Regions from separate parts of the Homo sapiens genome. Here region 1 is linked to region 2. Evidence: read pairs that join two places in POLR2A ChIA-PET (ENCODE). Cell type or tissue: IMR-90. All regions are shown on one strand. Each heading gives the region's core, and the rest is flanking DNA. Links, peaks and the distances in the headings are about the cores only. Region 1 has its middle 7.6 kb from the start of AQP6. Region 2 has its middle 21 kb from the start of LIMA1.

Region 1 (5,375 bases), core at 73-5,072, 320 kb before region 2:
GCTTGAGGCCAGGAGTTCGAGACCAGCCTGGACAACATGGCAAAACCCTGCCTCTACAAAAAATTAAAAACTTAGCCAGGCATGACGGCTCAAACCTGTAATCACCAACATGTTGGGTGGCCCAAGCAGGAGGATTGCTTGAGGCCAGGAGTTTGAGACCATCCTGGGCAGCATAGTGAAACTTCATCTCTATTATTTAAAATGAAAAATTAATTAAATTAAAATACAAACAAAAGATAGATCCTTTTTAGTGATGTCTCCTGAGGGACTGGGGATGGGGGAAAGGCTGCCCAAGTCTTCCAAGGGCAGTGTGGCAGGCCCAGCCTGTGACCAGTGCAGTAGCTGAATCCCTGGTGCTCATAGCCCCAGTAGCTGTGCTCAGCGTTCTGTAATATCAGCGCAGATACTACTCACATCTCTCCAAGCTGGGCCCCACTCATCCATCTTCACAATCTCTCAGAGTCCAAGGCTGCCTGTGTCCTTTTATGAGCAGGGAGAGCTGGGTGTCTGTATGTATGCATGTATGAGAGCGTATGTGTAAACAGAGGACATGATTGACTTGCTCAAGGTCACCTGGTTCAGGAGCACGAACACTTAAGGTCTCCCCAGCTCCCAGTTGAGAATTTTCCAAAATAGAGCTCCTGGGGGGTTCATACAAGCTGCAGCCCCAGGAAGGAAGGAAACAGGAACTAGAGGATTGAAGGGGATGGGGGCGTGGAGCTCCTATGGTAGGCTCTTAAGCTCCTTGACAAATGATCACTGCTTTTTGTCCCCAGAGCCAAGCACACACTGGGTGCTCAATATAAGTTTGATGAATGAATAAGGCTGGGCAGTTGGGGAGGATGGGAGGCAGTAATAGATCAAGAGGAGAAAATTTCAGGAGTTACAGCTCCAAATAAGCCAGTATGACAGCAGCTGAGAAGCCTATGCTTCCAGGCAGGGGCTGGGGAGAGGGTGCATCGCCAGATATTTGCTGTTCCACCCACAATTTCAGAGCAGGCTTCACAATGTCTGTCCCAGGAACATACAGGCCAAAATATGAGGGGTTGCCTGAAGAGAAAGCTGAGGGGCTATTTTCACTAACAGTTCTTCAAAGCAGTTCTGTCAGGACAGAGCAGGAGGAAATAAGTTTCCTGAGAAGTGGGGAATTAGGTTAGCCTCTGAAGAGCATCCAAGGTTAGACGTGGAAATAAGTAACCAAAGGTTCGCTTCCCCTCCTCTGGAGCCCTTTAATAGGACAGCAGGCCATCTGTTTGGATGAGGGAAGGGCTGGCCTTTGGAGAGCTGAATCTCAGTAGCTCCAGCTGGGGGAAGCAGGCTTCATTGGCATAGCCCCTGGGCCTGGGTGGGGGCAGGGGACATGGGGAGGACAGAGACCCAACCAGGCCAGCCCTTGGTGTGCATTCCCTTCCTCCTGTTTGTCAGGGAAGTTTTTAATTAATGGTGTATAATCTGATCTGACCCTTCTCCCTGCTGAGCACTGCCTTCAATCAGTGGAGCCATCTGCAATTGCAATTCATAATTCTCCCCAAAGGGAGGGGGACTCGGGCCGGGTGCCTTGGTGATTAATACAATTAGCCTTTTATGTTGATGATTGTCTTAGCAGGAGCAGATGATGCTGTGCTGGGAGCCTGGGCGGTCGCGTCCCGATTGGCTGGCAGGAAGCCCCTCTCCGCTTCCCACCCCCACTTTTCATCTTCGATCTACTACCTCCAGGTATAAAGAGGACAGGCCTCATCTGGGGTCATACTGTGCAAGGGGGAAAAGGCCAGGAAGGGGTAGGGCTCTGAGCCACATTTGGTCTCCTAGGACTGAAGGAAGAGTAGAGTCACACCATGATCTGGGCGCTTTTACATTCCAAAGAAAATCACTTTCACCTAAAGGATTGTGCGGACCAAAGTTAAAAAAAAAAAAAAAAACTACATAAACATAGATCGGGAGTTGACAGAGTTTAAATACAGGCTCAGGCACTTAGCAGCTGTGTGAACTTGGGCAAGTTACTTAAGGATCCTGAGCCTCACTTTCCTCATCTGGAGGATGGAGTACAGTCAAAAGGGAGCTGGAAGAACTACATGAGATGTGTGTGTGTTTCACACCATGCCTGACAGGCAGTCAGATCTCAATCAGTGGTAGCTATTTTTACCACCATCATGATCGCGGTATTGCATTCTGTCTACCATAAGTTCAGCTACTTCCCCTGCAGTTTCTAATGAGGCCTGGGCTATTACTAAAGAAGGGATCACATCCTTCCCATACCCCAGGCTTAGCTTGAGCTGAGGGGGGACGGGGGGAGAGAGTTTATGAGTGTATTTGGGGGAAAGGGGGAATCACAGAAGAGGAGTCAAGAATTAAAACATAAGAATTAAACACAAGAAAGAGGCCGGGCTCTAACCACACACCTGTAATCCCAGCACTTTGGGAGGCCAAAGCGGGTGGATCACTTGAGGTCAGGAGTTTGAGACCAGCCTGGCCAACAAGGTGAAACCCCATCTCTACTAAAAATACAAAAATTAACCAGGCGTGGTGGCACATGCCTGTAATCCCAGCTACATGGGAGGCCGAGGCAGGAGAACTGTCTGAACCTTGGAGGCAGAGGTTGCAGTGAGCCGAGATCACGCCACTGCACTCCAGCCTGGGCGACAGAGCAAGACTCAGTCTCAAAAGAAAAAAAGAGAGCGAGAAATAAGGGCCTTCTCATAACGGAGAAGTGGAGCACTGAAGTGATCACACTGGGAGAGTTGGGAGACTCCAGGAATGGAGGTAAGAAGTCTGGGTGGGGTGGAAAAGAGGTGAAAAGAAGCAGAGCTTTGAAGATTAGGAATTTCACATGAAAGCTAAGTAAACAAAAAGGGAGCTGACATCAGAGCTGAGAGTTAAAGGGGTAACACAGACCAAAATCACTGTGATCGATAATGAGGTCAAGGGATCTGAAACAAGCAGATCTGGGTTTTGATGGGAGACTCCACCAGGTCAGGGGAGGGGATCAGCTAAGTTCCTCTGGCCCCACAGTGCTGTTTTCTGTGCCCCGGAGCAACCCCAGGGAGTGCCGCGAGAAGAGAGATCGATGCTTGATACTAAGAGGGATTTTAACTGACAGCTTAGTGCCAGGCCCTCTCAATGTCAGAGAGGAAGATGGGGAGGGAAGAAGGGAGGGAAGAAGTTAAGGGCTAATCAAGATGAAGCATCTGGCCAAGCTGTGACCTCTCTGGGCAGCTGTGGCAGGGGGTCAGCATAGCCAAGATCCGTAATCACTTCTCAGGGAGCGGCAGCTACACTACAGCGCAGTCACATATTTAGCAAAAGCTGGGGAGGCAAGGCATGGTTAGTGAATGGGGTTTATGGGAGTGGGGAGTCCAATAGCACTAATTAATAGGCTGCAGTTAATTAGCAGAAAAGGGGGAAATGAAAAACAATGTTTCAGAGCTCTGATTGAAACCCATAAAGGGGCAGCTATTGCCAGAGCTGCAGGTGGAGGAGGCCAGAGACAAAGGCAGGGACAAATAACTCCCGCTCCACCCCCATGGACAGATGAAACAAGCTCCAGCCAGGCCAGCGTGTGGCAGGCCAGGTCTCACTAATGCAGGCCTCCATAACAACTGTTTCAGTACTCACTGAGTGGTTAAGTTAAATATTAAAAGCTAAGACAGCCAGTGCCCTTATACAAAGGCTGGAATATAACAAACGGCCACCAGGAGTTTTGCCTAGGTTGCTAGGAACGGTGGCTCACGCCTGTAATCCCAACACTTTGGGAGGCCGAGGCAGGTGGATCACGAGGTCAGGAGATCGAGACCATCCCAGCTAACACGGTGAAACCCCGTCTCTACTAAAAATACAAAAAATTAGCCAGGCATGGTGGCGGGCGCCTGTAGTCCCAGCTCCTCGGGAGGCTGAGGCAGGAGAATCGTTTGAACCTGGGAGGTGGAGGTTGTGGTGAGCACCACTGCACTCCAGCCTGGGCAAAAAGAGCGAAACCCTGTCTCAAAAAAAAAAAAAAAGAGTTTTGCCTAGGCCTTTCCTAGAGCTTAAAGCATGACAAAATAACAAAAGAATTATTAACAGGGCCTGTTTAGGATTAAACAAGTTTATTGGGGGTCTGAAGGAACTCCCCAAACCTCCATGATTTAGCAGGAGACAAGGGTAATCACCCCATCACCTGGACCCATTTAAATTAAGTAAATTTACTGAGGTTCCAGAGGAAGGTCTTCAGGCCTCAGATCTTAGTTATAGATTAAAAGAAGTTATGTCTTTAGATGAATGCACACTTACACACAGACATCTAGCTTGGAAGGTATCTAAGCTCTGGAAAACTTTGTAGTTTTGAGTTGGTGTGGTGATAATTTCCAGGCCTTCTCCCTGTAACCGGTTACAGAAATGAAAACTCCCTTCTTTCCCAGTCCACCTGTGTCTCATTATTGGGCCACGAAAATAAGCATCCTGACCCTGGGTTTGATCCGGGAACAAGGGTCCAGCCTGTGGTGAGGGAAGAGGCCAGGACAGCAGTCAGGGGCGTCTGGTTCTGGAGCAGCAGGCTGGAGGGGCTTTCTCTGGAAATACGCTCTGTCCCTCCCTAACTGCCTGGCACAGCCCGAGTTCCAGCTCTCATGTCAGGACCTTAAGGCTCTGTGAGCTCCCCCAGCACTCTGCACCACCTCTATCCCAGCACTGAACACGTGACTTCATAGTTATTTGAACATCTGCCTCTAACAGGAATATCTCCTTAAACAAAATGATATTTTTAGTCTACTTCTAATTTCAGGGCAATATGTTCCTTATCTTTACTGTCTGTCCTATGAGACAGGCTTCCTTTTTTTGTAGGTCCCCAAATCATGGCCTTTCATTTTCAAAAGAAGAAAGAACTTCCTCTGATATTCTTGATGAGTGAGGTGGTCAAAGGATTGCAACACACACTCCCAAAACCCAGCCCAAACAGAATGTCTAAAACCTCCCATCTCTCATGTGTTAAAGCAGCCTGGTGTCCACCAGGATGTACTGTTATTTTGGTCAGCTCATCACTGATTCACAGTGGCTTTCCCCTAACAGCTCTGGGGTCATGACTGGGTCCAATCTTGATCCTGCCCCACACATTGCTTGTCTGCTTCTTCATGCTATGTGTCTTGGACTGAGCCTTGGTTTCTCTGCTTTTCCTATACTGTAGCTATCTTTCAGACCAGGGGGAACCTCCTGTTTTAATCTCTCTTTGACCACAGCAAAGTCGCTGTTTTCTTGGCCTGCACAGCTGGTCCATCCAACAGCCTATCTCACATGAATAGCTAACACTTCCAACCCAAATAACATTGATTACAAGATGCACTACTATTTTATGAGCTACTGAGGAACATTGCATTATATTAGTAAGATGCCATTGATTATAAGAT
Region 2 (5,375 bases), core at 289-5,288:
AAAAAAGTATCAATGTTAAGTTGCCTATTAACAGATGGGGGTATCATCATCTCTAAAGATGTAGAACAAGCATTTGAATTTATCACCCATTCATGATAAAAGCTTAGCAAACTAAAAAGGAAAATTTCCTAATTTGTTAAGGGGAATCTACAAAAAACTTAAATTGAACATCATTCATAACATTAAACTTTAGAAAATTTTATCTAAAACTAGGAAAATATAGGGATGTCCACTATAATTACTGCTTCTATCAGCATTTTACAGGAAATTCTAGACAGGGCAGTAAGTCAATACAAAGAAATAAAAGATATAAGAACTAAAAAGGAAGAAACATTGACAGAGAATATGCTTGTCTTTGTGGAAAGCTCCAAATTATATAACCGTAAATTATTAGAAATAGTAATTGCACTTAACAAGGAAGCTGGGTTTACGATCAACATACAAGGCCGGGCACAGTGGCTCACGCCTGTAACCCCAGCACTTTGGGAGGCCGAGGCAGGTGGATCACCTGAGGTCAGGAGTTCGAGACCAGTCTGGCCAACATGGTGAAACCTGTCTCTACTAAAAATACAAAAATTAGCTGGGCGTGGTGGCAGGCACCTGCAATCCCAGCCACTCAGGAGGCTGAGGCAGGAGAATTGCTTGAATCTGGGAGGTGGAGGTTGCAGTGAGCCGAAATTGTGCCACTGCACTCCAGCCTGGGCGACAAGAGCAAGACTCCATCTTAAAAAAAAAAAAAAAAAAAAAACAAGGAGGCTGGGTTTAAGATTAACATACAAGGCCGGGCATGGTGGCTCATGCCGGTAATATATATATATTTTAGATGAGACCTTGCTCTATCACCCAGGCTGGAGTGCTATGGCACAATCATGCTCCACTGCAGCCTCAACCTGCTGGGCTCAAGCAGTCCTCCCCCTTCAGACTCTCGTGTGGCTGGGACTCCAGTGATGCGCCACCATACTTCAAAATATTCTATCTTGGTAAAGAAACTGGGAAAAGTAGAGTGAAAATAGCTAAAAGTTTTAGGTATTGTAGTTGTCAAAAACATCGTTAACATTTTCCAGATCCTAACATTAAAAGAACACCACCGAGCTAGGTCCATTGGGTAAGAGGACTACGTGGAACACTGAACCATGTTAAAGAATGTTGGCGGCCAGGCACGGTGGCTCACGCCTGTAATCCCAGCACTTTGGGAGGCCGAGGTGGGCAGATCACCTGAGGTCAGGAGTTTGAAACCAGCCTGGCCAACATGGTGAAACCCCATCTGTACTAAAAATACAGAAATTAGCCAGGCATGTTGGCAGGTGCCTGTAATCCCAGCTACTCAGAAGGCTGAGGCAGGAGAATCGCTTGAACCTGGTAGGTAGAGGCTGTAGTGAGCCAAGATTGAGCCATTGCATTCCAGCCTGGGCAGCAAGAGTGAAATTCCGTCTCAAAAAAAAAAAAAAAAAAAAAAAAGGATGCTTTGGAATGAAAATGTACAATGCCTTCCCAAGGAGTGAGAAAAGGTCAGCAGTCTCATCCCGGCCACATCCTTGTGGCAACTGACCTCATCTGGAAAGCAAACTGTTTATTCCACTCATTTAAATGTGATGGAAGTTCATGACAATTGAGCTCTGGGAGCTGGTTCTAAAAGAGTCATCCACAGATTCTTTACCCTGAAAGGAATCCCAGATGTGTTCAGTTTATCTCCTTTCATTGGGAGATTTTTTTCATTAGATTTATTAGGGAAGTATAGTATTGTGCTTTAGGGTTGCTTAATTTGTTTTTGTTTTCGTAATTAATAGACAATGTCAGGAGCTGCTAAACCTGGGTTTTTGTATAGCAGGTGAATAGAATTAGAACCATGGCCAGGCGCAGTGTCTTACACCTGTAATCCCAGCACGTTGGGAGCCTGAGGCAGATGGACTGCTTGAATCAAGGAGTTCGAGATCAGCCTGGGCACATGGCAAAACCCCAACTCTACAAAAAAATGCAAAAAGTAGGCAGGGGTGGTGGCACATGCCTGTAGTCCCATCTACTTAGGAAGCTGAGGCAGAAGGATCATTTGAGACTAGAATATGGAGCCTGCAGTTAGCTGAGGTCGTGCCGCCATTGCACTCTGGCCTGATGACAGTAAGACCCTGTCTCAAAAAAAAGAAAAATAATTAAAACTATGAACTTTAATTAGTTCATTTACATAGCAGAATTGGGAGCCAAGGCTTTGGTTTCAGCACTCTTGTAATTATAAATTACTACTTGAAATAAAAGCTGACCATATTTTAAAAATATTTATTTCTGTTAGGCAGTTCTCTTTTTTTTTTTTTTTTGAGACAGAGTGGTGTGATCTCGGCTCACTGCAACCTCTGTCTCCCAGATTCAAGCAATTCTCCTGCCTCAGCTTCCTGAGTAGCTGGGATTATAGGCACTTACCACCACACCAAGCTAATTTTTGTGTTTTTAGTAGAGATGGTTTCGCCGTGTTGGCCAGGCTGGTCTTGAACTCTTGACTTCAAGTGATCCACCCACTTTGGCCTCCCAAAGTGTTGGGATTACAGGCATGAGCCACCACGCCAGGCCAGACAGTTCATTCACTGAGTAGCTAAAGTAGATAAAAGAAGAAAAGATATCGTTTCCTTTTTTTTTGAGACGGGGACTTGCTCTGTCACCCAGGTTGGAGTGCAGTGGCGCGATCTCAGCTCACTGCAAGCTCCGCCTCCTGGGTTCACTCCATTCTCCTGCCTCAGCCTCCTGAGTAGCTGGGACTACAAGCACCCACTACCACACCCGGCTAATTTTTTTGTATTTTTTAGTAGAGACGGGGTTTCACCGCGTTAGCCAGGATGGTCTCGATCTCCTGACCTTGTGATCCACCCTCCTCGGCTCCCAAAGTGCTGGGATTACAGGCGCAAGCCACCGCACCTGGCCCCGATGTTGTCTTCTATAAGTAACTTTCATCCTAGTTGGAGATAATCACCACATACTTGCAAGAAAGACTTTATCCTTATCCTCTTGTTCTGTCTTCTGCTTGAGGCTTTGGATAAAGGCAAAGCCCTTTTAAGCCCAAGCAGGACAAAGTCCAAATCTGAAAATTGCACTATCCTCCAAAGGTCTTTACCTTCCAATGAGTCAGATAATTTTGGATCATTCCCATTAATGAGTCATGCTGACCAAATGTAGTTTTTGTGTATTTCTTGCTACAACTTTTAAATATTCCCTTCCTTCCCTTTCTACATTTGTTGAGTGACTACTGTGGAAACAAGACTCAGAAAGTTAACAGGCTCTTGTATAAAAGTATTTTAGTAATTTAACAAACTAGTGTTGCTGGGCGCGGTGGCTCATGCCTGTAATCCCAGCACTTTGGGAGGCCAAGGTGGGCGGATCACCTGAGGTCAGGAGTTCGAGACCAGTCTGGCCAACATGGAGAAACCCCATCTCTACTAAAAATACAAAAAATTAGCTGGGCATGCTGGCAGGTGCCTGTAATCCCAGCTACTCAAGAGGCTGAGGCAGGAGAATCGCTTGAACCTGGGAGGTGGAGGTTGCAGTGAGCCGAGATCATGCCATTGTACTCCAGCCTGGGTGACAAAAGCAAGACTCCGTCTCAAAAAAAAAAAAAAAAGAAAAGAAAAGAAACTAGTGTTATCTGAGCATTGACAGCAAACTATATACTCAAGGATCAATTTTCTGTTTTAATAAAAAATCCAAATTTTTACTTTTAGTATACCATCTGTGATGGTTTTAAAACCACAAATTCCAGGCCGGGTGCGGTGGCTCACGTCTGTAATCCTAGCACTTTGGGAGTCTGACGTGGGTGGATCACGAGGTCAGGAGTTCTAGACCAGCCTGGGCAATATGGTGAAAACCCATATCTACTAAAAAATACAAAAATTAGCCAGGCATGGTGGCTCACACCTGTAATCCCCGCTACTCAGGAGGTTTAGGCAGGAGAATCACTTGAACCCGAGAGGCAGAGGTTACAGTAGTGAGTCAAGATCACACCACTGTATTCCAGCCTGGGCAACAAGAGTGAAACCCCATCTCAAAAAAAAAAAAAAAAACCCACAAATTTTTTGATGCTTCTCCCTATAAAATGTGAAACGCCCCTCCCCTTGAACATGGGTGGGGTTTATGGATTTTCTTTTTTTTCTTTTTCTTTTTTGAGATGGAGCTTCGCTCTTGTTGCCCAGGCTGGAGTGCTATGGCGCCATCTCGGCCCACTGCAACCTCTGCCTCCCGGGTTCGAGCAATTCTTCCGCCTCAGCCTACAGAGTAACTGGGATTACAGGCACCCGCCACCATGCCCAGCTAATTATTTTTGTATTTTTAGTAGAGGCAGGGTTTCACCATGTTGATCAGGCTGGTCTCAAACTCCTGACCTCAGGTGATCCACCCGCCTCAGCCTCCCAAAGTGTTGGGATTACAGGCGTGAGCCACCGTGCCCGGCCTGGACTTTCTTCTGAGTAAAAATGACAGTATGTCACTTTTTTTTTTCTTTTCATGGCTCATTGCAGCCTCAACCTTCCAGGCTCAAGTGATTCTCCCACCTCAGCTTCCTGAGTAGCTGGAACCACAGGCAAATGCCACCATGCCCAGCTAATTTTTTTTTTTCAGGGATACGGTCTCACTATGTTGCCCAGGCTGGTCTTGAGTGCCTGGGCTCAAGGGATTCTCCTGCCTCGACCTTCCAAAGTGCTGGGATTACAGGTGTAAGCCACTGCGCCTGGCCTGACAGTGTGTCACTTCTAAGACTAGGTCATATAAAGGCATTGTGGCTTCATCCTTCCTCTCTTGGACCATTTATTGTGGATGAAACCAGTCATCATGTCATAAGGATACTCAAGAAACTTTATGAAGAGGTCCCTGTGGCCTCTAGCTAAGAACTATGTGAGTGAGCTAATTTGAAGGCAGATCCTCCAACCTCTTCCCCTACCCTCTACCAAGCTTTTGGACGACTGCAACCCCAGCCAACATCTTGACTCCAATGTCATGAAAGACCCTGAGCCAGAACCTGCCAGCTAAACTGCTGCTAAATCCTGACCCACAGAAATTATGAGATGTATGTATGTTGTTTTAAGCTACTAAATTTTGGAGGTAATTTGCTATGCAGTAATAGATAACTGATACACCATCACGTACAATTTTATAATAAATAATTCACAAACTTTTTACCCATCTTATGAATAAGCTCACCAGAATGGCACAGTGGCTTACGCCTGTAATCCTAGCACTTTGGGAGGCCAAGACAGGTGGATCACCTGAGGTTGGGAGTTCGAGACTAGCCTGACCAACATGGAGAAATCCCATCTCTACGAAAAATACAAAACTAGCCGGGCGTGGTGGCACATGCCTGTAATCCTAGCTACTCGGGAGGCTGAGGCAGGAGAATTGCTTGA

Evidence for each region. ChIA-PET counts read pairs that join two places held together with the same protein. Peaks named below come from ENCODE experiments on the same cell type or tissue, not always from the same donor. Only the 100,000 strongest peaks of a DNase experiment are listed, where the experiment ranks them.
Region 1: POLR2A ChIA-PET joins it to region 2 with 23 read pairs; 2 of 35 experiments call an interaction of 5 or more read pairs at or near these places.

The regions. Positions count from the first base shown.
Region 1 is chr12:49,977,845-49,983,219 of GRCh38, forward strand. No RefSeq gene overlaps it. Among named protein-coding and RNA genes, the nearest start is that of AQP6, 7.6 kb to the left of the region's middle. In IMR-90, for the core only: no CTCF peak of the experiment used is centred there; no DNase peak of the experiment used is centred there.
Region 2 is chr12:50,301,339-50,306,713 of GRCh38, forward strand. No RefSeq gene overlaps it. Among named protein-coding and RNA genes, the nearest start is that of LIMA1, 21 kb to the left of the region's middle. In IMR-90, for the core only: no CTCF peak of the experiment used is centred there; DNase peaks (open chromatin) are centred at 1,553 and 3,133; H3K27ac peaks cover 984 bases.